Regions from separate parts of the Mus musculus genome. Here regions 1, 3, 4 and 5 are each linked to region 2. The links are chromatin loops, found by intact Hi-C in ENCODE. Cell type or tissue: heart. All regions are shown on one strand. Region 1 overlaps Tmem164 (transmembrane protein 164). Region 2 holds the start of Tmem164 (transmembrane protein 164). Region 3 has its middle 90 kb from the start of Gm25915. Region 4 has its middle 69 kb from the start of Gm25915. Region 5 has its middle 65 kb from the start of Tmem164.

Region 1 (5,000 bases), 130 kb after region 2:
CTTGGTTGGTGGTGTCCTAGGGTTTGCACAGCAGCCGGAACACTGTGCTGTTCTTATTGCTTCCGCCTCCCCCTGGGTCAGGGTGTACTTCAGAGTAGGAAAGCAGGAAGCGCTCCATCTTCTCCGGAGAGAGACTTTGCATTCTTGCTTTTTATGTCTGTGATCTCAGAACCGGAGAAGCTCCGGAAAGGGTGAGAAGGGCACAGAATAGGAGATAGTGGAATTGAAGAGAGGCAGATGAAAGCATCGTCCTCCATATAAGAAATGAGTACGTCTGTCCCTGTCGCTAAGACGGAGGTAGCGCTGACCTGGCAGAGGCAGGCTGCAAAGGGAACTGAAGCTCTGGTGCTCTCTGCTGGAGACTGAAGGCTGTCGTTCTCTTGTATCCCGAAAGCGTCCAGAAGTGGAGGCTTTTCTCTGCAGAGCCTGTCTGTCCAGGTTGCTGGGACTTTCTGGGAGACAAACCCTTTCCTCCTGCATTTCAGGCAGCCAAGTTCCATTTCTGTCACTTTAAACATGGCCTGAGGCCACGTGGGCCCTTGGGCTCACCAGCTGTCGTCCCCTTGCAGTATTTACTGGTCCTGTCAGACCAGTTTTTCCAAACTTGACTATTCTTTGAGGCTGCTTTAACCTACCACTAGGGGTCTCAAGCTGCTAAGGAAAAGTCGTCTTTTCCTTACTGAGCTTCCAGAGACTTCTGACATTCCTACGTCCAGGAGACTCTTGCCGTTTCCCAGCTCTGGCCCTGGTGGCATGGGCAGTGGTTTAATTAGTAATAGTCAAACTTAAGGACGACATGCATTCCGAATGGAACCAGGCCCTCCCCCAGCCCCATAGATAGCTATCTTATTGGTACTTTCTTCTGAGATGGGTGCTTGGAAGTGTGAGCAAATCCACATGCTTGTTACTGAAATGATTTTGTACCTTCTTCCTTCTGGGGTGGGAGTGGGGGGAATTAAGGGGAAGACAGCCTAGGATGGGATGCCAGCTCTAAATAGGGGTGATTTTCTGCAGCCTTCTGTTGGGTCAGTTTCTGTGTTCTTGGAGGCAGGTGAGCTGAGGAATTTGGATTCTGAGTCTACATGGCTACTCTCTTTCTAGTTTAAAAAAAAAAGATTTATTTATTTAGTTTATGTATATGAGTACCCTGTAGCTGTGCAGCTGGCTGTGAGCTGTTTGCACCTCTGCTCGCTCTGGTCAACACCGCTCACTCTGGCCCAAAGATTTATTTATTATTATAAGTACACTGTCGCTGTCTTCAGACATACCAGAAGAGGGCATTGGATTCCATTACAGATCATTGTGAGCCACCATGTGGTTGCTGGGATTTGAACTTAGGACGTCTGGAAGAGCAGTCAGTGCTCTTATCTGCTGAGCCATCTCGCCAGCCCCCTCTTCCTAGATTTAAAGACTCCTTCACTTCCACTTGAGGAGAAGCTGTGGCACCAGCAACGGTGATCAAAATCACAGTAAACAATAGTAACTACCTTTTTTGTGAGTGCTTCTTCTGTGCAGAATATGTGTACTATGCATATTTTGTTTATGCACACTGTTAAATAGTCTATTCATGGATCCTGCTATGGACAAGAAATTTAAGGCCAAGTACATTAGATACTCACTCAGTCCATTGCTCTAAGGAACAAAGCTAGAATTCAAAGGCTAGCCAAACTCCCTTCCCTGACTAAGACTTTCTCCCACGGACAATACTGTCCAGAGGGCTAGATGTTTTTGTCTTTACCACAGCAGCCTAGAAATCCCGTTCCATGTGTCCTTTCTTTCCTGCTTCACTTCAACAATTTATTCAGTGTGGACTCATCGAATGCCTCCTATGTGGCAGGCATTCCTAGTTGTGAATGGGGAACTGGGGAAGCCAGAGCATCGCATCGCATCGCAGCACAGCATAGTAAGTGCCACAGAGTGGACAGAATGTGGAAACAATGCTGTTTCCAAAGGTTATCTGTACATTCCTGCACCATTTCCAGGAAGATAATTGTATATCCCTAGAGGAAATGATGCTATTATCTGAGGTCCCTAACTCACGAGATGCAAAATAGGACCATTAGAAGGGGTGGCACGTTCTTTTAATGCTAATCCCGCATTGTCACATGAGCGTGGGGTGAGGATCTAGCTGACAAGACACGAAGAATGACGTCCCTTTCACTCCAGGTCCCGGGTTAAAGCACCTAACCAACCTATAGAACTAGAAGGCCCTTTACCTTCAGTGCTAATGCTGTAGAGCGGTTTCCCTGGGCCTGTCTGGGTTTTTCCTAACTCTTTGCTGCCATCTGCTGTTCATGTGGGGATTGTGAGCACGAAGAGAAAACACTGTATCTCTTCCAAAGTAAAGCTAGTGTTGCTTTGGGTCCTTGGCCCTGGGCTCTACCCCTTCGGGAGGAGGCAGGAATCTGGAGAGATGAGATGCTAAGTCCCTTGGAAGCCAAGAAAACAGTTTCAGGTTCCTATTCTCAAGACTCTGAGACATTTCCTGAAAGAAACGCGTGGTGGTTTTAACTCAAGATTGTTATTCTGTACGAATGTCTAGGGTTCAGGAGTGCTGTATGGCAGGAACACAAAGTCCCTGTTCCTGGAGCTGGGCTGTCTAATGTTAAGTAGGAATCCCATTCCTTCCTCATTTCCACCAACCATCCCAGGCCACATGGCCATTCTTGTCCACAAATTTCATTTCCTGCCTGGCACTTCCTTTCCTCCCAACACTTTGCCTTTAGTTTCCTGAATTAAATTTCCCTTTAGTTTTTTTGGTTTGTTTTGCTGTTGTTGTTGTTCTTGTCTTTGTTTATGTCTCTGTTCTTGTTAATGTTTGTGTGTTTTTCTTCATTGTATCTTGCACCCTGCAATCGTATATGCACATAGGGTGAGCTGCGATACTGCATATGCTGCAGAAAGATTGAAGAATAAACGATGTAGAGAGATTGAATGGTGCTCATCAAACCACCTGGCCAGCAGCTCTTAGCAGAACCAAGACTCCTATGTTTTCTCCAAGGCTGTGCCGTGGACCCTGCCCTGTGTGTTGCCTGGCAACTGTACTGTCCTCTCTAGTTAATTGTTTCATCTCCACTTCGGGGAAATGTGCTTTCTCTTTTTTCAGGCTCTCCACCCCTCCCCCTCCCTTCATGCTTCTGGTTCTCTGACCTCCACCTTCTGAATGTGGAATGGGAGGCGCCTATGCCTGGCTTCTGTAGCATCAGGACCAAATTCAGGATCTTGTCTTTACTAGGCAGCAGCCTGTCAACTGAGCTGTCTTCCCTGCCCATCTCTCCTCTACTTTTGACCACTACTGTCACCTGATTTGTTGTTGTTATTGTTCAGTTCCCTCACATTCTCTGAAGTGTGTGGCCTTTGGTTCTCAGTATTTCTCTTGCAGAGTCAGGCAGCATTCCGAGAAAACTTTTATTGAAGAATATGTTAGTAGCATCCCTCCCTTCTCAAGGTTTGGGCCTGTTGAGCTCTAGCTTCCAAACGTCATCATCGTTGTCCTCGTCGTCGTTGTCGTTGTCATTGTCGTCCTCCTCCTTCTCCTTTTTTTATTGGTCATTTATGTAGTTCAGTGAAAGGGAGTTTGTGTTTCACTTAGTTGTCAGCATGGTTACAATAATTTTTTATTGGTGCATTTGTACAAAGTGGGGCATCTCAGTACAGCATTTACACAGACACGTATATGTGTATATGTATATGTATATGTATATGTATATGTATGTAATGGGCTCTGACTATACTTGCCCCTTCTACCACCCTCAATAACCCCTCTCCTCTTCCACTTCCCCACCTCTTCTGCATCCCTCGTACTTCACGTTTAGTTTCCTGTCTTCTCCCACCCCTAGCTTCCTCAGTGAGAGAAAAATGTGGCATTTGTCTTTCTTATTCTCATTTCCAAGCATCCTTCTTTTTAGCTCCTGGGCCTTGTTTTTCTCTGAAATAATAAACTGCTACATCCATTTCTTTGGACCGTGACGTCATTCTTTTCAACTTCTTCTCTTCCCAGTTAGCTTGTACCACCATGGCCAGTCAGAATTTTCCTTTCTTTTTTTTTAAAACAATGCTGTTCAACACTCTATTCATGCTTGCTTTTTTTTTTTTTTTAAGATTTATTTATTTCTTATAAATAAGTACACTGTAACTGTCTTCAGACACTCCAGAAGAGGGCATCGTACCTCGTTACAGATGGTAGTGAGCCACCATGTGGTTGCTGGGAATTGAACTCAGGACCTCTGGAAGAGTAGTCAGTGCTCTTAACCACTGAGCCATCTCTCCAGCCCTGGAATATTCCTTTCACCAGCTCCTGAGAATGTCATATCCCCCTATCCCCTCTAACAGGAGCACTTTCCAGTTCCTTTGTAGTGTGCCCAGCCTTAGCCCAGTGGAGAAAATCAAGTGGTTCTGACGAAGGCCATTGAGGCATACCTATTACAGTGTAACAGTCAGCACCATTTTCTGTCTTTGTTTAGATCCTCCACACATTGCCCCAAGTAATGCTGAGGTACAAACTTTCCCCACCTTCTTCAAGCGTCCTGCCCACTATATTCAACCTTCCTATTCTTTGTATGCTCAAAATTCTGCCTGTCCCCATGACTGCAAAGCCAGAAGTCAACATACGGGGATTCTTGTAATGCTGCTCTCCATTTCCTTCACCTCTTTATTCACGCGGAGTCACATGTTTCTTCTGTCACATCTTTCCTACCCTCCACACCACTGGAGAACCGCCTCATTTTATCAGGTCAGGGTTTATTTGTCTGGTTTTTGAGTTTTGTTTGTTCGGGGTTTTATTTTGGTATTTTGAGACAGGGTTTCTCTAGGTAGCCATGGCTGTCCTGAACTCTCTGTAGATGGAATTGGCTTCTAACTCAGAAATTCACCTACTTCCTGGAATTAAAGGCATGAGTTACCACTGCCTGGCAACAGTGTTTCCTCCCTCCTTCCCTCCTTCCCTCCTTCCCTCCTTCCCTCCCTCCCTCCCTCCCTCCCTCCCTTCCTTCCTTCTGTCT
Region 2 (5,000 bases):
AGCTGCATCAGTGAAAAGCCCACCCCAGCAAAAACCTCCCCAAGAAGCCAGGTAGACAGACTTGCATGTCTTTAAGGCCAGCATTCGGGAGGCAAAATCAGGTAGATCTGTGCATTCCAGGCCAACTTGATCTATGAACCCAAGTTCCAGGACAGCCTGGGCTACATAAGTAGATCCTGTCTCACAAAAACAAACAAACAAACAAAAAACCACCACCAACAACAAAACAAGACACAGGAAAACCCTTCCCCCAATACCAGCTCCTTCCATCCTTGCTCTCCTCTTACTCACTTTATCACCCTTAAGGAGGTGGTCCCTAAACCACCAATGCCCCATATCACAGTCTTCCCTTCACAGCCTACTCCTGCCTCCCACCTCCTGCCGGCTTCCTTTTATCTCACCCTCTACCCTGCTGCACCCATGCCCCCCCCCCCCAGGGGCCCCAGAGCAGCCTCTCTTGCAACTGCTCTGAACTGCTCAAACTGCTAGTCCACACCAGGTTCCCTTTTCACTATGGGGCACTAGGACTTCCCTAAGAGCCAGTGAGATGGATAATCAGGTAAAGGCACTTTGCTGCCAAGCCTGAAGATTTGACTTGGACTCCCGGGACCTACACGGTGAGAGGAGAGAACTGACTCTTGTCCTCGGACTTCCAAACACATGACATGGTACTTGAGTGTCCCGTGCTCTCACATAATGAATGAATGAATGAATGAATGAATAAATAAATAAAATAATTTAAAAATGCTGCACTTAAAAAGCATTTTTGTTGTTGTTCTTAAAATTCGACCCATCATTTGTTTAATTTCTTCCTTGCCTCTTTACCTATAGGGGCAACACTTTCTTTGTGTTTCTTTGGTGTTTACTATGTGTCACTCTGTTAGGCACCGAGGGGTATGTTTGTGTAGAAAACATTAAGACCCTCCCATGCGGTCGGTGGAAGAGCTGGGTGTGGGAGGCAGGACTCACAGAGAGAACAATGGAAGGCAGTATGTGATTCAGAAGAAAATGAGAAGTGCACGCAACAAATGCTATACAAGTTTGGAGGAGGGAGAGCCCGCTGGAGGCTGGGTGGGGGATTGAGAAGAGTGATTTTTCCGTGGGTTTTGGAAGGTGGCTTGTTTCTGTAGATGTGGGGGAGGGCACCGAATTGGAGTGTATCACTTAAAGGCACATGCAAATGCTTGCTTGGATTCTTTTTTTGTTTGTTTGTTTGGTTGGTTTTTTTGAGACAGGGTTTCTCTGTGTAGCCCTGGCTGTCCTGGAACTCACTCTATAGACCAGGCTGGCCTCAAACTCAGAAATCTGCCTGCCTCTGCCTCCCAAGTGCTGGGATTAAAGGCGTGGGCCACCACCAATTAAAGGCACTTGCTTGGATTCTTAACAACAGGTAGTATTTAGTGGATACGCTCCACGTGACAGACAGGAAATAATGTTTTACAGAAGTCAACTCATTTGAACGAGCAAAACCCTATGAGCTATATTGTCATCCTTCTTCAAAGATAAGGAACTTGAGGCCTCCAGATGCTACATTCCTGTGCTCGGAGCCCCCTCACTTTGTTCTTTGGTCATACAGCCGAGATTCAGAAAAAACAAAACAAAACAAAACCCCAAAAAACCAACAACAACAACAACAACAAAACCGCCTAAGGAGGGCCAAGTGAGTGCCTCTGAACTGATCTTGTTCCTGGCCATTCTTTATTAGTTAGCCTCTTGAAAAACATCCTGCCTTTGGTGGATGCTTCAAAAAGCTTAAAGTCAGACAAGCTTGCCTGGCTGTATTTGTTAGGTTGCAAAGGATGGGAAGGTATCGGCCTGATAATCCAGGAGACTGTAGTTTACATCTTAAGACTGGCTTACAGTCGACATCAGAAAGTGTTTCCTAAGCAAGGTACCTAACTGTGGTTTTTCTGGATATTCTTCTAACGTATGCGAGTCTGCAATAAATATTAAACCAATATGAGGTACATTCTGAGTAGTTCTTTCCTTAATTACCGGCCCTTAGAGGAGCCAGCCCAGCCACGAGGTAGAGAGCGTCAGAGAAGAGGGGGCCCCCTGGACCCAGCTAGCGCTCACTTTTCCTGGCTGTTCTTTCCAAGGTGGGGTTAGGAAGCAGCTGCGCTCTCTCTGTCTCTCGCTCTCTGTGTCTCTCTGTCTCTGTCTCTGTCTCTCTCTGCGGGTGGGGGACGGGGGTGGGGAGGGAAAGAGGTCAGGAGAATCTTCTTTTCCTCCACCAAGTCTATCACTGAAGGTTCGCTGTGGTCGGAAGGGGGCGGAGAGGAAGAAGGACGGCAGGAGGGAAGGAGGGAGAGAGCCAGCAAGGTTTGTGTAGGGTGGGGGGAGGGGGGAGAGAGAGAAAAGCATCAGAGCTGGGTTAGAAGGAGTCCGAGGAGAAATCCTCAAATTTAGGCACTCAAGAAGAAAGTGAGGCTGTGACAAGAAGGTGAGCAATACTTTTATGGTCTTTTTTTTTTTTTTTTTTTGAATCTCCCATTTCAAGGCCGAAGGGAGGAAGCAGGAAGTCCATACTCAGCACACTCCCCAAGCTAAAGCCTGTCCATCAGTTTCACAGCCTTACTCCTAGAAGTTAGCGAGGACCGGCTGAGTGCCCAGTATGTGGTCAGGTATGCAAAGTAGTGGCCCGAGAACCAGGTCAACGGAGGAGTTAGTCCGCCAGGCTTAGGTGGGGAGGTGAATTCAGTCACAGTGGCGAAAGAGCAAAACTGTGCGCGAGTGCACGCTTGGAGTGCAGAAGACCAGGCTGGAGAAGGAGGAGGAAAGAGGCGGGGATGGGGCCTCCGAGGGTAGCAGGGTGGGGGCGGGGGTGGGGTGGGGTGGGGTGGGGAGCAGAGAGGAAGCAGGGCAGGAGGTGGGAAGCGAGGACGAAGTGGGTAGGCTGTGGAGGGAAGGCTGCGAGGCGGGGCAGTGGTGGCTTGAAGACGTGTGTATGTGTGTGTGTGTGTGTGTGTATGTGTGTGTGTAGGGAGGGAGTGAAGTGGATCGGAGGAGTGTGTGTGTGTGTGTGTGTGTGTAGGGAGGGGGTGAAGTGGACGGGAGGAGGGCCGAAGGTGGAGGGAGTTGGCGACGAGGGGGTGGAGAGAGGGAGGGGAAACCGGAGGAAGCGAGCGGCGGCTGCCGGGGGAGGAAGGCAAGGAGGAGGAGCCGGAGCGGCGGCGGTGGCGGCTGCTGCTGCTGCTGCGGCCGCCTGGGGAGCCCAGCCGAGTGCCGCCTGGGGCTGCGGGGAGTGAGGGGAGACGGAGAGTTCGGTGGAGCCCGGGCAGCGGAGCCGAGCAGCGGGTGAGTGGAGCCCCAGGGGGACTCGGCGGCCAGTCCTCGGGGGGCCGGACGAGGAGGAGCGGGAAGATGGAGCGGTGGCGGCGGGGCGGAGGGTGGCGGCCCCATGGCCCGGCCCCTGGCTGGCCCCGCGTCCCCGCCCTCCCTCTCGGCTTCCTCCCGCCGCCCGCCTGCGCCTGGGGGGCTGGTCCGGAGCAGGCGGAGGGCTGAGGGTGGCGCTGGCCCGGAGGGCGGGCGTGAGGGGCCAGGGGGGGTGGAGCTGGGGGTTCGGGGGTGTACCCAGGGGCGGGAGGCTGGACCGGGACTGCTCTAAATTGGCTGGAGAGGGGGCCCCGTCGGCGGCGAAGTTGCTAGCTGGGGGCAGAGACGGCCACGCGGTTGCAGGAGTAAGACCCCCCCCCCCTCTCGTGGAGTGGCTGAGACGAGGAGTCCGGCGTCCCTGCCCTCCCCGTCGCCCTCCCCGCCTGCCCAGCCCTGCTAGCTTCTCTCCTAGCCTCCGCGTGTCCCCTCTCTCTCTCACCCCCTTCTGCCTCCCGCTTGGCTCCCTCGGCAGTGCCTAGTGCCGGGCCCCCTAGGTCCCAGTCCTGACCCTCTTGGCCTCCAACTTGCCTTCACCCGTGCTTGCTTGGCCACCACTCCCGTTCCCCTTTTCTTCCCTCACTAGTTACCCCTCCCCGCTTCGTTAATTCCCGTGCAATTGCCTCTTTGAGACCTTTTTTTCCTCTCCTTCCTTTTAGATTGGCCAACGGCTCCTTTCAACCCTGCCTCGTTGGTGGCCACTGGAGAAGCGCGGGGGGCTCCCCAGACAGCCGTGGGGACAAGTTAGAGCCAGCACTTTATCCCGGGCCTCGCGTGTAGCTTTCCCTCCCCTGTTCTAGGTGCCCCAGTGTCCAGAGGGGGGTGCGGGTGTGCCCTCCTTACATGTTCCACCGCCCGGGCAACCCTTCGGTCTCGTGTTCCATCTCGCTCTTGCTTCCTGTACCGTAGTCAAGTGGAGCCACTTTGCATCATGTCCCGGTATAGCTACCAAAGTCTCCTGGACTGGCTCTATGGGGGCGTCGACCCCAGTTTTGCAGGCAATGGGGGCCCCGACTGTGCTGCCTTCCTGTCTTGGCAGCAGCGGCTGCTGGAAAGTGTGGTGGTCCTGACCCTGGCCCTGTTGGAGATCCTGGTGGCCCTGCGGCACATCCTGAGGCAGAAGGAGGACGGTAGGGGTGGCCGTAGCAGCCAGCCACAGCAGGTGACCCAGCGGCCAGAGGAAGGCAAGGAGAGCCTGAGCAAGAATCTGCTCTTAGTAGCCCTGTGCCTGATCTTCGGGGTGGAGGTGGGCTTTAAGTTCGCCACCAAGACCGTCATCTACCTGCTCAACCCTTGTCACCTGGTCACCATGATGCATGTGAGTCTGTTGACTTTTTCCTGGGCAGCCTAAGTGATAAGAGTCATTAGCGTGCTCAGGACACTGGTGTGTAGAGCACTTCGTTCCCGTGGGAAGTGGGACCCTTACAAATGCTTTTCCAACCAGCATCCGCTTTTGTGCTAGTAAACTTCAGCATTGCACAACAGGTCAGCCCCACAGTGGAGGTGAACCCTAGAAATGACTTGCACTTGGAGCCCCATGCCCCTCCCATCTCAGCTCTGCTGGGGCCTGGCCTTTTCACCAGCAGGAAGTCCAGCCCCAGCTAGGTGACCATTCAGGATCACATCTG
Region 3 (5,000 bases), 110 kb before region 2:
CATAAAGACATATTAGAAAGTTGCCCAAAGATACACAGGTAGAAAATGAAGTCAAATAGAAGACTGTTTGATTCGAAGGCCCACACAATTTTTCCTCCTTTTTAAAGATTCTACATTATTTTTAAAAATTATCTGTGTGTGTCTGTGTAGGAGTATGTACATGTGAATGTCATTGCCCACAGAGGCCAAAGGCATAAGATCCCCTGGAGCTGGAGTTACAGGAAGTTGTAAACCATCTGATATGGGTGCTGGGAATTGAACTTGGGGCCTCTACAAGAGAAGTATGTGCTCTTATACACTGAGCCATCTCTCCAGCTTCTATTTTGTTGTGGTTGTTGTTGTTGTTGTTACAAAGCATGCTATTACATGGTGCAGTGGTATATAACTGTAATTCCAACACTAGGGAGGCTGAGGCAGGTGGATTTCTATGAGTTGGAAGCCAACTAACTCTACATAATAAGTTCCAAGCCAGCTAAAGCTACATAGTGAGACCCTATCTCAAACCAAACAAAAAAAATCATAATATTATGCTATAGTCTCAGAATATGGTGGCATCTCCATGTATATGTATTGTCCCAGGTCACAGAGCATACTTCATGAGTTTCCTTCTCTGGATCTAATTAATCTTCTTTAGCTCCAGAGGATAGTAGTAGTGGCATGTGTCTTGCTTGTTGTTTTATGTGAATGGCCAGCACAATATTCAATATGCAGGAGATATTCAATAAATAGTTGTGGAGATTTTAGGACACAGTTGAGCCAGGGTCTTTCTATATAACCTAGAATATCAGAAAGAAAGTCAATGGTGAGAAAAAGAAGGATCTCTAATACATTGGGGATTAGTTATGTTTATAAGTCAGTTGAAAAGGTTTTAGACAAAAAGAAATAACTTACATATCTTCCAAGCAAATTCTCCCTCTCAACTTCTATTCATCAGAGTCAATGCCTCTTTTTCTATCCTGCTGGAGATTCCTAAGAGGATTGACTTCGGGGTGGACACTGAGTTATTTTCACTGAAGATTTGCTTTCCTAACTGGGGTGTACTCTAGCTGCTATGTTCTGAGATCAGTATATTCTGCACCCAGTCTAATATAGATGAGTGGCACTTAGCATTCAGGGACACATTCGCATCAAAGGACATAGGCTTGGTGGGCGTGGCATTGCACTTGGGAGACAAAGACAGGCAGATCTCTGTGAGTTTCAGCCAGCCAAGGTTAAATAGAGAAACTGTCTCAAAACCAAACAAAAACCATAGACTTCATTTTTTTTGTTGTCTTTATGTGTATGGGTATTTCCCCTGCCTGTATGTCTATGCTCATGTGTGCAGTACCTGCAGAAGCCAGAAGAAGGTGTCGGATCCCTTGAAATGAGGTTACAGATAGGAGCCACCATATGGGTGTTGAGAATCGGACTATGTCATCTGGAAGAGCAGCTGGTGATCCTAACCACTGAGCTATCTTTAAGAAGAAGAAAAAAAAAAGCCGAAGCATAAGTATTCTGGGTCCATAGACATTCTGATAACATGAATGGGTCATGAAGCTATTTATAAAGTTAGTTCAGAAGGGCATGTACCGCATGATCTCTCATATGTGGCATCTAAAAATTGTTGATCTGATTGAACTTGAGAGGATAAAGGTAGCCCCCATGAACCTAGTAGTAGGGAGATGGTATTAGGAAGAAGGTGGCTAGTAAGTATAAGCATGTGGGTGGATAGGAGAAATGACTTCTAGTGTGCCATACACACAGTACTGTTACCATGAGTGACAGCAATTAACATAATACATGAAAATGTCTGGTGGAGAGGTTTTCTGATGCTCCCAAACCTGAAGCAATGATAAGTATCTTAAGGGATGGCTGTGCTAATTGCATAGATATGATCATTGCTCATTTTGAGTATGTATTGAAATATCACCGCGTGCCATATAAATGTGTACAATTTCTGTCTCTTTCTCCACATACATATTTATACATATAGATTGACCATAAATATTAAAGAAGTCTGGGATGATTTAATGCTAAATTCTCCATTCCGATGCCCTCCAGCAGACACTACTCAGGGCCCAGTGCAGCCCAGCAATGAGCTTTGCTTTCATGCTTAATATTTATATCCTATTTTCCAGTTAACTGATGATAACATTGAACAGTGAGGAAATTTTTGCATTAACAGGCATCAGCTCTTGGAGTTCTCTTGAAAACCTGAAAGCCCTGACATCTCTCGTTACACAGTCTAACACATAGCGATATTGAGCTGGGGCTGTATAGCAATCTGCCCTCTTTGAACAGAGCATAGATTCCCTCCCACATTCACCTCTGCCTCATTACTCCTTCTTATCTGCCTAGCATGGAGGCAAAGCTTTCTGTGACAGTTTATTATCTCCTTTTTCACACCATTTCATAGTACAGATAGGCATACACTCTCCAGTTTGCTAAAGAGATCAGGCTATCTAGCCACTAGAGTTCTTTCAGTTGCAGAGCCATCTGAGCCCTTAAGACTGTTTTTGAATGTCTAATCCCGACTCTAAGGGCATATGGAGGCTAGTCTGAGACATAAACGGGGACTATAGCTACTAACCTAGATTGCAGGGATGACTTGGCAGACAAAGCCCCCTCATGCTTCAAAAATAGCACACTTATGACCTGCCTGCTTGAAAGTCACACTATCTGTCGCTTGCTTAAAGAATTTGGTGGTCCAGCGGACTGTGAATAGCGCCCCCGGGTGGTAGAGTGCTTGCCTAGCATGTATGGAACTCCCAGGGTCAATCCTGAATCTTGCATAAACCAAGTGTGGTGGTACACGCCCGTAACCTCAGTGCTCCAGAAGGGGAGACAGGAGTTTAGAGTCATCCTTGGCTACATTAACTTTGAGGCCAGCCAATGCTATGTGAGACTCTGTCTCAAAACAAACAAACAAAATCAATCCATAGGAACAAAACAGTGAACTGGGGAGGGGGACCTGTTACCCTGCTGTGGTAGCTTCCAAGAACACCGCGATCTGTAGTAGCAGCATTTTGGAAGGAGTTAGCATTGCTGAAACCAGCTTAGCTTCCTCAACCGGTATGTAGCGAAAGAGAAGGGAAATGCCACCTATAATCCTAGTACGCTATGATCTGAGGTAGGTCAATCCTAACTGCACGGTCAGCTAAGGCGACACAGTTGTAGGCTGCAGGCTAGATTAGGCTGCCTACTGAGACTTGAAGAAAGAAAATTAAGTAAAAAAAAAAAAGATTTAAAAATTAAAGAGAGAGTGAGTGGGGATCTGCTTTGCTGAGAGGAGGGTACAGGGAAATGGAGAAGTACGCAGGACCCAAAAACATATCCAGGAAAGAGAGGGCCCAGGAGGCAGCATGCCTGGTCCTAGAGATGGGAGAAAGATGAAAAGCTAACTTGGAAGAGATCCTTTTGTAGCCCATGGGCTCTTCAGAGAAAGCCTGTTCCTTTTTTTTTTTTTTTTTAACCCCCAAAGGACTGCTTGGATCTGAGTAACTCACAGGTGGTGTGAAGGCCGGAACTCTATAAACAGAGCCTCTTGCAGCTACCACAGGCTATTTTTTGCTTCTCGAAACATCACATGCCCAGCAAACAGTGGCCCTGTCAGAATGCACAGAGAGCTAAGTGACAAAGAAGCAATCCCAATCCGGTAGCTCCCTAGAGAGAGGGTTTTTTGTTTTTGTTTTTGTTTTTGTTTTTCCCATTCTCAGCACACTCCACACTGGCCTTTCAACATCCTTACCCCACAGCTACAGACCCTACCCAGCACCTCGGGGCCTTTGGTGTTTAAAGCAAGCTGCAGGGTTTCTCCAGCAGCTAAGAACTTTCCCAAACTAGCCTGTCCACTTCTCCCTACCCTGCTCCTCCAGACACCAATGGGATTCTAGAGCTTTCCTGGTCTTTCCCCCCTCACAGGCCTTACTCAAGTGGCTCTCTGTCTCTGTCTCTATCTCTGTCTCTCTCTTCTTTTCTCCTGCCTCCGTGTGTGTGTGTGTGTGTGTGTGTGTGTGTGTGTGTGTGTGTGCGCGCTCATGTGCACCAACCAGCACATGTGTTTGGGTGTGATCTATCTAGGTGTGCTTGTTTATTTATTTATTGAGACAGAATCTCACTCTATGGCCCTGGCTGGCTTGAACTCACAAAGATCTGCCTGTGTGTGTCACCATGACCAGTTAGTTTATTTCTGAGACAGAGTCTCACTATTTAGCCCTGGCTGGTCTTTACCTCACAGATGTTGTTTGTTTGTATTTATTTATTTATTTATTTATTTACATCCCAAACACGGCCCTCTCTCCTGGTCCCCCTTCACAGACACTCTCCTGTCTCTGCCTCCCAGGTGCTGGAATGAAAGCCATGCAGCATGAGGCCTGACTGGTGCATCACACCCCCATGAGGCAGAATCTCACACTGACCTGGAACGCATTGGCTGATCGAGACTAGCTGCTTAGCAAACCTGAGGGATGCCCCTACCCAGCTCGGATATTGTAAGCATATGCCGTCAAGTCCGGCTTTTTATGTGAGGATCCACACTCGAACCATGAAGCTTATGTGGCTTTACCAACGGAGCCATCTCCCCAGCCCCCAAGCAGCTTTCTTGTTTTTCATAGTTGAATTCACATTAGGGGTTTTGATTAGAATGAGCTCGGCTCTTCAAGGAAACAGTCCTGAGTACATAGAAGAGCATCATGCAGCAGAGAAGGGATATCGGGTTTTTTGGTTTTTTTTTTTTTTTTTATGTTTGGAGAGTAAACAAGAAGAAAGTGTAGGGGTGCGGGTAGAAGAATTAGCGTGACAGGAGAGAGGAAGTGGATAAAGGAAAGGAAGTGGATACAGGTGGTAAGAGAGATAAGGGAAGGCAGAGGAAGGACTTTGCCCTCTCACCCTTTCTCTCTTTCTGACTCCCTATTCTGGCCACATCCTCTAAGCCCTCCAAGCTCTGTTTGCACATCACTGTTCAGGGGCAGGGCCCAGCTCTTTCCTCCCATTGCCTCCCACTACCTGGGCCCAGGCTGTAT
Region 4 (5,000 bases), 130 kb before region 2:
TGCAAACTCAGCAGTTCTCAAGAGTTTATCTATGCAACCAGGTCTATTCAGCAACCTGGGAGAAATGAGCGTTCCAAACATTCGGATTTAGTAGGGTTGAGTGAGGGCTAAACTTTGTGCAATATTTTTAAGTAGGTCCCCTGGGCAGTTCATAGCCAAATACATAAAAGATTACATAATGAAAACCACTTGTCTAATTTTCCAGAATCTTGAGGTTGGTTGCCAAACTATTTTAAGGAAATACCAAAGTCTTTGATAACTTGAATTTGCCCTGTTGAAAGATTATAGATCTTGGGTCCCCTGTGGAGTTTGACATCTTATGAAGTGTTTTGCCTGATTCTTTGGAAAAGAAAGGTGAAATCATGACATTTGCAGGAAAATAAATGAAACTGGAAACCAAGCGAGATAAGTCAGACTCAGAAAGACAAATACTTCGCGTTTTCACTTACATATATAAAACCTAGATTTAAAATTAAGTGTCAGTACACGTACATGTCTATGTATATATGCATGGGTGAATAGGCCATGAAATTTGAAAAGGAATCATGAAAGGGTTAGAAGTGACCATAAGAGAGGTGAGATATAGGACATGAAACATAGGTGGAAAAATAAGCCAACAGCAGCAGGTAGTAGTTGGAAGAAGGGAGGACAGTGTGGGGAGAGGAATGAAAACAAAATATAATAGCACACATATGTATGGAGATGAAACTCAAACTTCATAGTTAATAACTTTAAAGTTAATAAACTTTAGGGAAAATAGACTGGCTCTTGAAAAGAAGGGTATGCTGATCTAGGGAGAAAGCTCAGTTGCTAAAGTGATTGCCACACAGCATGAGGCCTGAGTTTGATCCTCGGCACCCTCACAGATAGCCAGGCAGAGTTATGCTGGGCAGTGGTGCACACCTTTAATCGCAGCCCTCAGGAGGCAGAAACAGGCAAATCTCTGTAGGTTTGAGGTCTGCCTGATCTACATAGTGAGTTCCAGGACAGCCAGGACAACATAGAGTGATCCTGTCACAAAGAATAAACTAATGAGAGAGAGAGAGAGAGAGAGAGAGAGAGAGAGAGAGAGAAGCAAGCCAGGCAGAGGGCACTCATAATCTCAGCACTTTGATCACAGTGACAGGTGGATTTCTGAGACTTACTGGCCAACCAGACCAACCAAATCAATGTGCTCCAGTCCAGGGAGAGACCTTGTGTCAAACAAAACAAAACAAAACAAAACAAGACAAGACAAGACAAGACAAGACAAGACAAACAAACAAACAAAAAAAAAAAAAACCCAGGAAGATGGGCTGAGTGTGGTCATGCATGCCTTTAATCTTAGCACTAGGAAGACAAAAAGTGGATCTCTGTGAGTTCAAGGTCAGCTTGGTCTACATATTGAGTTCCAGGACAACTAGGGCTACATAGAAAGACTCTGCCTCAAAATCCCACACAAACACACCTCCTTCCAGTAAGGCCACACTTCCAAATCCTTCCCAAACAGTCCACCAACTGGGAACCAAACATTCAAATATATGAGCCTATGGGAGCCATTGTCATTCAAACCACCACAATGGCTATCACTTAAAATGCACTGACTTGGATGCTTTGAAGCTGTGACTTGGGAAACTGAGAGGGGGATGATCAGAAACCCATCCCTTCTTAGACAGGAATTTCTTCCCACAATCGCACAGCATTCCTATTCTCCTAGTGTGGCTTTCCAGAAAAAAAAAAAGAAAAAAAGAAAAAAAAAAGGTATGATTTCAGGTAGTCACTTACACTGTCACAGTGAAAAGTCTCTTGGGATCCCTGTTAAAAAGGATTTGCCAATTTACCCATGCAGCTGAGATCTGAGATGCCATAAATGAAGTGTGCATTTCCATAAGTCTGCTTCAATACAGAGCAATGCCAGGTCGATTCATACACATCACCTGGCTGTGTTCCAAGGTGGTAGACAGACTGTTGCTCACGCACTTCAACAACTAGGACTTTGGCTTTATTAGGGTGCAGGGGTTGAAGGTTCAACCCAACTTGCTTTCTCAGTCTGGAAGGCTTGTCATTCTCCATGCGCCACTAGAGGGCCTATCGTTCAAAATTAATCTCTTCATTCTCCAAATGGCTTCTGAAACGAGGCTAACATCATCATGTATATATTGCCATCATGATTTGATTTTTTAGACACATCAAAGCACACCACTGTGCATTCTGAATAGTTTTCTTTGAATTGTCCTACTCCCTCTAATATATATCAACAGAAATAAGCCAGAGGTTTCTTGAGATCATGAGGGAAGGGGGAAAGAATGGTATATATTTGTTCCTTTTCTTCTTGCCCTGACCAAATGCCTGATGAGAGGTGAAGCTTGTTTTGAGCTGTAGTTTGAGAGGCTACAGGTCCAAAAGGAATGCTAGCAGTAGCTCTGGGCCAGAGGGTCTCTGTCACTCTTAGGTGTCGCCAGAACAGAAAGCAGAGAGAGGGAGAGAGGGTCAGACTCTAAATCTCAAGGCTCACCCCACTCAGTGACTCACTTCTGGCAGCCAGGCATCACGTTAAAGGTTCTACAAGCTTCCAAAACAGCACCACCGGCTGGGGTAAAAAAAAATATTCTAACACATGAGCCTGTGGGAAGCACAGCATATTCAAACCATAACAATGGAAGGAGAGACTGGTAAGGAGCCTATGGAAATTTTAGAGGAGTGAAGTATACACTTAGTGTTTACATTGTGGAAGTTACTTAACTGGTAAATATATGTGTTATCAAGTTGTATACTTTAAATATGCAATTCCGTTATAATAAACTTGCTGTTTAAGAAAAAAATGGCTTGCCTTTTAACTTTAATATGTCCTCTTGTTTGGTTTTTTTAATTATATGTTCATAGAGTATTAATATATAGCCATAGCTAGTATGAAACTCATGATCCTCCTGCCTCAGCATCCAGAGTACATGCATTATATGTATGTGCCACCACACACATGAAATTATACCTGTTTCAAAAGTAAACAGGGAGATGGGGGAAGGAAAAAAGAAAAGGATGTGCATAGATAAAAATGATAAAAATAGCCTCAGAAAGGAGAAATGGGGGAAAAAAAGATAGGTCCAGAGGTGATGATCAGAAGTCATGGGACAGTGGCTTTTTTATATAGTAGGCAGAAAGAAGGAAGGCACAGGTGAAAGAGACAGGATCCCAAAACAGAGAGGTGAAAGTTAAGCCAGACACAGGGAGAGGAAGATGTGGAGTCTCAAGGATGGAGAGGAAATGTGAGGCATGTTACAGACATTTTTCTGCAACAAAATTATATTAGATGAAGGATACAAATGAGTCATGGAAGCCAGAGAGAGAAAAACGAGCAGAGGCCAAGGAAGATGGGTAGAAGTGGGAGCTGAGAGTAGGAGAAGGAGGAGGAGGAGGAGGAGGAGGAGGAGGAGGAGGAGGAGGATAAAGGTTTGTGATCAGATGCCCTTGGTTGTCTCACCTGGCTCAATCCTCTTCCCTTTCTTTTTGCCCTTTAAAAACATAGAAAGAGGACTGGAAGTGAGTTACTGCCAGGTGCGGTGGCTCACGCCTTTAATCCCAGCACTTGGGAGGCAGAGGGAGGTGGATTTCTGAGTTAGAGGCCAGCCTGGTCTACAGAGTGAGTTCCAGGACAGCCAGGGCTATACAGAGAAACCCTGTCTCGAAAAAAGAAAGAAAGAAAGAAAGAAAGAAAGAAAGAAAGAAAGAAAGAAAGAAAGAAAGAAAGAAAGAAAGAAAGAAAGAAAGGAAGGAAGGAAGGAAGGAAAGGAAGGAAGGAAAGGAAGGAAGGAAAGAAAAGAAATGAAAGAAAGAAAGGAAAGAAAGAAAGAAAGAAAGAAAGAAAGAAAGAAAGAAAGAAAGAAAAGAAAGAAAGGAAAGAAAGAAAGGAAAGAAAGAAAGGAAAGAAAGAAAAGAAAGAAAGAAAGAAAGGAAAGAAAGAAAGAAAGGAAAGGAAGGAAAGGAAGAAAGAAAGAAAGAAAGAAAGAAAGAAAGAAAGAAAGAAAGAAAGGAAGGAAGGAAGGAAGGAAGGAAGGAAGAACTGGAGAGATGGCTCAGCAGTTAAGAGGACTGGCTGTTCTTTCAGAGGTCCTGAGTTCAAATCCCAGCACCCACATGGTGGCTCACAACCATCTGTCATGAGAGCCGATGCCCTCCTCTGGTGTACAGAAATACATGCAGACAAAGTACCCATATGCATAAATGAACAAAATAAAAACCATAGAAAGAAAAAAGAAGGAAGGGAGGGAGGAAGGGAAGGTGGAAAGGAAGATGGAAGGGAAGGTGGAAGGGAGGGAGGGAGGGAGGGAGGGAGGGAGGGAGGGAGGGAGGGAGGGAGCAAGCATAGACCTGTAAGGTGTCTCGGCGTCAAGCCTGACAATCCTAGCTCAGTCCCTGAGATCCATAAGATGAAGGAAAGAATAAACTTTCACAAGTTGTCCCCTGACCTCCACATGTATGTATACCACCCCCATTCACATGTGCAGAATAATCAAAAGAAAAATCATTGCTTAATAACCAAGTCTCAACATTTAATGTCATACTTATGTCCTTTGTTACTACGGGTGTTTTAGAATGTCAGAATTCTCTGGATTTCATAAATGGAGTACAAAACTTATACCAAACATACCAAGTCAGATCTGGAGCAATAATTAACATCAGATATTAATATTTTCCTGTGAAATGGATGAATTGTTGTATGGGATATATAAACAGGATGTGTAGCCTCAGGGAAATTCTGGTTAAGTTTGGAATGGTCTCCAAAGATTTTTTTTTTTAATGTGAGCTGACCATGGTGGTGCACGTCTTTAATCTCAGTACTCATGAGGTAGAGGCAGGTAGATCTCTGTAAGTTCAAGGTCATCCTGTCTATATGTAGAATTCTAAGCCTACGAGAGCTGTCTCAACCATGTCTCAAAATGAAAATTTTTATACCAGTTTCTTCAAAAGCTCTTGGCTTCCAGAGCCTGTGCATACTGCTTATGTCTTGCTTTTGAAGTAAAGTC
Region 5 (5,000 bases), 64 kb before region 2:
AAAGATTGTCTCTCTTTAGTGGAAAGGGGTAGACAGAATGCCATTAAATATATATATATGGTGCATGTAGGAAACAATGTAATATATTGCTTAAGAATTTGAGAGTCGGGCTGGAGAGATGGCTCAGCAGTTAAGAGCACTGACTGATCTTCCAGGGGTCCTGAGTTCAATTCCCAGCAACCACATGGTGGCTCACAACCACCTATAATGGGATCAAGTGCCCTCTTCTGGTGTGCCTGAAGACAGCCACAGTGTACTTACATATAATAAATAAATAAATAAATAAATCTTTTTTTAAAATTGAGAGTCTGGAATTTGAATCTGGACTGTTCTACTTACCAGCTTCAATTTAAGATTTAAAAAAAAAATACATGTGTATGAGTATATCTGTGTATGTGCATATACCACACCTGTGCAGGTGCCTTTGGGATCCAGAAGAGGCCATTTGTTCTTCTGGAGTTGGTGTTATGTGTAAGCTGCCTGACATGGTGATATGAACCACTTAGGTTTGCTGGAAGTTCTCTTAGTCACTGAGCCATCTCTGCAACCCCTGCTTACTAGCTTTTTGACTTTAGAGATGAGTTTCTGGCCAGCCAGGGCTACATAGTGGTAACCTGTTTCAAAATAAACAAAAACAAAACCAAAAAATCTTCATTATTTTTTCCTTAACTAGATGAATGGAAATGTGGGAAGCATTTAGGACATCCATTTATTATTTATTTAATGCATATGTATTTGGCTTACATGTATCTGTGTATCATGCAAGTTCCTGGTGTCGTGGAGGTCAGAAGAAGGCATCAGATCCCCTGAGACCAGAGTTATAGATGGTTATCAGCTACCATGTGTGTATTGAGAATTGAACCCAGGTTCTCTGGAAGAACAAATGTTCTATGCCACTGAGCCATATCTCTAGTCCAGGGTTCCATCTCCAAAACTTAATTTATTGGCTTGTTTATTTATGCATACAGGTGTTTGGCCTCTATATTAGTGACTTTACATTGCTTTACATTGCTGCAATAAAACACAATTACTAAGACAACTTATAAAAGAAAGCATTTAATTGGGCTTCCAGTTTTAGAGAGCTAAGAGTTCACCAATGCATGGTAGCAATCAGCAAGCATGTTGGCTGGAGCACCTGAAAGCTCATATATTGATCCACAGGCAGGAGGCAGAAAGAACTAACTCTAATGATGCTAGTCTTTTGAAACCCCAAAAGACAGTGATATACCTCCTCCAACAAGGCCACATCTTTTAATCCTTCCCAAACAGTTCCACCAACTGAGGACCAAGCATTCAAACATATGAGCCTATGGGGGTCATTTACATTCAAACCACCATAGTCTGCATGTGTGTTTATGTACCACACTACATGCCTGGTGTTGACAGAGGCCAGAAAAGAGTGTCAGATCCCCTAGAACTGGAGTTACAGATGTCTGTTAGCATCATGTTTTGTGCTGGGAATTGAGCTGGGTCCTCTTAGTTGCTGAGCTATCTCTCCAGCTCCATACCCCTGGTTTTCAAGGGTGATGTCTATAAGGTAGGGTATAACTCACTTATGCTGTTCCTTGGCTTCCTTTACCAGGGTAAGCCCATCTTTCATGTCAGTTTGATACTACTTTCTCAGAAAATATTTTGCTGATACTTTGGAAAGAGCCCATCATTTCTGTGGAATATTTGTCTTCTACCCTAGTTAAAATGATTCCATGTGTCTTTCTCTCGCCAGTCTTGTCCAGCTTAAGGCCGGGAAGGAGAGAGGGAGTCCAGATACCGTTTTATCTCAAGGTCCATTCACCACGATGACAAGCATCAGTCCGTAACACACACATGCCGTACCTGACTCAGAGATGAAGGCAAGGCTTGAGATCTGTCTGTTGCTCAGCATGTCTCAGGCGATGGATCCATCCTCTAGATCCTTGATCTCAGCACCCTCGGTCTTCCTCTGGTCAGCAATCAAGATGGGACAAGAGTCTTTACTGTAACAGCATCAACGTGTTCTGTCTGCCTGCAGCAAGTCTCTGCTTTTATTTGCTACAAGGGTATAGTCATATTCTAGCCACTCACACTCTAGCATTACATCATGAAGTTATTATCATGGGTTATTGCTTCATTCTTATCTACTACACACAGCTGACATAAGCCGACTGGAACATCCTCCTGGGTCCTGATCTTACTTCTTCTCTTTTCTTTTCTTTTCTTTTCTTTTCTTTTCTTTTCTTTTTTTTTTTTCATTTTTTCTTTTTGGTTTTTTCGAGACAGGGTTTCTCTGTATAGCCCTGCCTGTCCTGGAACTCACTTTGTAGACCAGGCTGGCCTCAAACTCACTTTGTAGACCAGGCTGGCCTCGAACTCAGAAATCTGCCTGCCTCTACCTCCCGAGTGCTGGGATTAAAGGCGTGCGCCACCACCGCCCGGCTCTGATCTTATTTCTTATTTACATGCTCGTTACACTTTCATATTGTCACATTCCCTAGCATCATTGGCATCAGTGACTTGTGGCTTAAACCCATCCCACTTTGGTTTTGTAAAAAATAGAAAAAATTGAATTCACATACAGACAGCCATAGCAATTTATCTACATATCATCCGTGACTTTTTTTCATGCTGCAGTAGCATATTTGAGTAGTTTAGTGTTTTTGTTTTGTTTTGTTTGTTTGTTTAAAAAAGGTTTTAAAAAAGGTTTTAAAAACTAAAAGTAATTACCATGTGCCCTTCTATGAAAAATGTTTGTCAAGCTCTGGCTACCTCAAAAATATTCAACAGATAATTATTTTGTGAACATATACTATTGATGGGTTTAACATTTATAGTAGCACTCACTACTGTCAAACAATGTTCTAACTTCCTTATACATACTAATTTATTTCTTATAGCAACTTAGTAACACAAGTGATGTTATTATTTGCATGTTAGGAGAGAGAATGGGAAATAGAGACATTTAGTATGTTATCTAAAATCACAGATGTAAAGGTTATAAAATCAGGCATCCATCAGATATAACGCTCTATGCTTATAATCATAACACTTAGGAAGCGGAGGCAGAAAGATTGCTAGGTTGAAGGTAGTCCAGGCTATGTAAGAGCCCATCTCCAGGAAAAGGTTACGTTCAGTATCACACTTGATAGTTCAAGGCTTGATAGATCAGGACTTCAAGTTCATACTTGGCTACTTAGTGAGTTCAAGGACATCCTGGGATACATGAAACCCTGTCTAAAAACAAAACAAAACACAAATCCTAGGTGCTGAGTGAGGCTCCAGAATCCATGCAGTCAATTCTTTGCAAACATGGATCTGGTGTAGTTGTTTTGATGTTCGCATGAGAGACTTGCTCAGTCTTTTTAGGAAAGAGAAAGAATGGTGTGATTAAAGCCGCAAAAGAGAGGAAGTGATTAACTCCACACCGCCTAGAGTACACTAATGTAGATGCTATAAAGCAGATGTTCTCAATTTTCCTAATGCCTTGACCCTTAAATACAGTTCCTCATGTTGTGGTGACCCCAATCATAAAATTATTTTCATTGCTACCTCATAAATGTAATTTTGCTACAGTTATGAATTGTGATGTAGTATCTGTGTTTTCCAATGGTCTTATGTGACCCCTGTGGGGGTCCCAACCATAGTTTGAGGACCTCTTCCCTAGGATTTGATGAATGTCAAGAAGGTGTTTAAACATTATCAAAGTTAGAGCATAATCAGGCTTTCCACAAAGCTAAGGGAACTAAGTCTATCTTTTGCCAGACCAAGTTGAAGCTCTTATTATCTACTGTAATTGGATAGCACAATTGGTTAAAAAAAAAAAAAACCTTCCATGACACCAGCTTCTTTTAACTCTCTTCCCATCTGCTACATCCAACTATCTTCAATGCATCTAACCATAGAAGAAAACAGTAACAAACATTAACAAATGACTGGTTTGGGACAAATTCGTCCCCCCTTCTGAAAAAGAAAAAGGACCAGGAAATACAGAGGTCCTGTAGAGCACTCCTACTTCCTGTTCCTAGACTGGCTGGGTTATATCACAGCTGTGAGCAGGAAAAGCAACAAATGCTATTTAATACAGTTGTGGTGCCAAGATCCTGAGCCACCAGTAAGTCCATGTTCTTGGCTTGGCTTTTTTTATATGCTTGAATAGATTTTTTTGGTCAAGAATTAGGAGACCCAAGAATGACTATGTGAAAGCAGCCAGCAGATGCAGATAGCTGTGGGAGGGATGAAAGGCCTGCATTCCTCTTCTCAGCAGAACAACAACATCCCAGGATTCTATATTAATATTGGGATCCTGGGAGCCTGATGCTAAGAATCTGGTTAGAAGACACTGGGGACCTAAAGTCCTTAAAGACTGAAGTGATTCAAAAGTCACCAATCAGGGAAGAAGTTGAAGATGAAATCCGGGTAGTTAGTCTGATGTGAACACCAAATTCAATGAGTATTTCAAAGGGACAGAACTAGGAGTCTGCAAAACCGGTGGAAAACCAAACCAAAATAAAAACTCTCTACATAGTGAGACCCTTATCAAAACAAACCAAACCAAACCAAACAAAAGCAAACAAAACCCCCTCAGGCACAGTAGACCCGAGCAATAGGAAGGCAGAGTAAGAGCCAACACAGATTGCCTTAGTTCTCCGACAGTGTTGCAGAAACCTTTCCTTGGTTCACTTGACCTTGGCTTTGAACAAGAATGACCTCACCATCACCAGTAGCATCAAAAGGCAGTATCTTAAGCAGAATAAATAGGAGCACAGACTCTAGCATCAGACTGTCATCTTAGGTCATCAATTAGCCTTGTTTATCAGCTATGTGACCTATAGATACCCAGTTTACCTTCATAATTCTTTGTACATATGCAAAAATGTAAGTAACGATACAGTTTATGACAATTCTTTTAGGTTATTTAGCAAGAAGCAATTCGGAATGTAGTGAGGATTTAACATACATAAATGATATACTTTTTAATATTCTTTTTTCATATGTACCTGTGTGGGTTTATGTCTACCACATTCGCA

Evidence for each region. Hi-C counts contacts between places; a loop is a spot of excess contacts. Peaks named below come from ENCODE experiments on the same cell type or tissue, not always from the same donor. Only the 100,000 strongest peaks of a DNase experiment are listed, where the experiment ranks them.
Region 1: a loop joins it to region 2, with 4 times the contacts of the local background. A loop is called at or near these places in 14 of 42 quality-filtered maps.
Region 3: it touches region 2 in a loop (1.9-fold over the local background); 4 of 42 quality-filtered maps call a loop at or near these places.
Region 4: a loop joins it to region 2, with 2.4 times the contacts of the local background. A loop is called at or near these places in 10 of 42 quality-filtered maps.
Region 5: a loop joins it to region 2, with 2.6 times the contacts of the local background. A loop is called at or near these places in 2 of 42 quality-filtered maps.

What each region holds. Positions count from the first base shown.
Region 1 is chrX:142,806,357-142,811,356 of GRCm38, forward strand. The region is part of intron 5 of Tmem164 (transmembrane protein 164); the gene reads left to right. Among named protein-coding and RNA genes, the nearest start is that of Mir652, 70 kb to the left of the region's middle. In heart, CTCF peaks have their summits at 361 (motif pointing left), 600 and 2,303 (motif pointing left); no DNase peak of the experiment used is centred here.
Region 2 is chrX:142,678,260-142,683,259 of GRCm38, forward strand. It overlaps Tmem164 (transmembrane protein 164), which reads left to right and starts at 3,467. Exons shown (of 7, transcript NM_001199360.1): 1 at 3,467-3,680; 2 at 4,032-4,690. The coding sequence starts at 4,304. In heart, a CTCF peak has its summit at 3,224; DNase peaks (open chromatin) are centred at 2,942, 3,462, 4,362, 4,982 and 1 weaker place; H3K4me3 peaks cover 3,118 bases; H3K27ac peaks cover 3,968 bases; H3K27me3 peaks cover 441 bases.
Region 3 is chrX:142,572,825-142,577,824 of GRCm38, forward strand. No RefSeq gene overlaps it. Among named protein-coding and RNA genes, the nearest start is that of Gm25915, 90 kb to the left of the region's middle. In heart, a CTCF peak has its summit at 2,708 (motif pointing left); no DNase peak of the experiment used is centred here; H3K27ac peaks cover 571 bases.
Region 4 is chrX:142,552,344-142,557,343 of GRCm38, forward strand. No RefSeq gene overlaps it. Among named protein-coding and RNA genes, the nearest start is that of Gm25915, 69 kb to the left of the region's middle. In heart, a CTCF peak has its summit at 2,054; no DNase peak of the experiment used is centred here.
Region 5 is chrX:142,614,576-142,619,575 of GRCm38, forward strand. No RefSeq gene overlaps it. Among named protein-coding and RNA genes, the nearest start is that of Tmem164, 65 kb to the right of the region's middle. In heart, no CTCF peak of the experiment used is centred here; no DNase peak of the experiment used is centred here.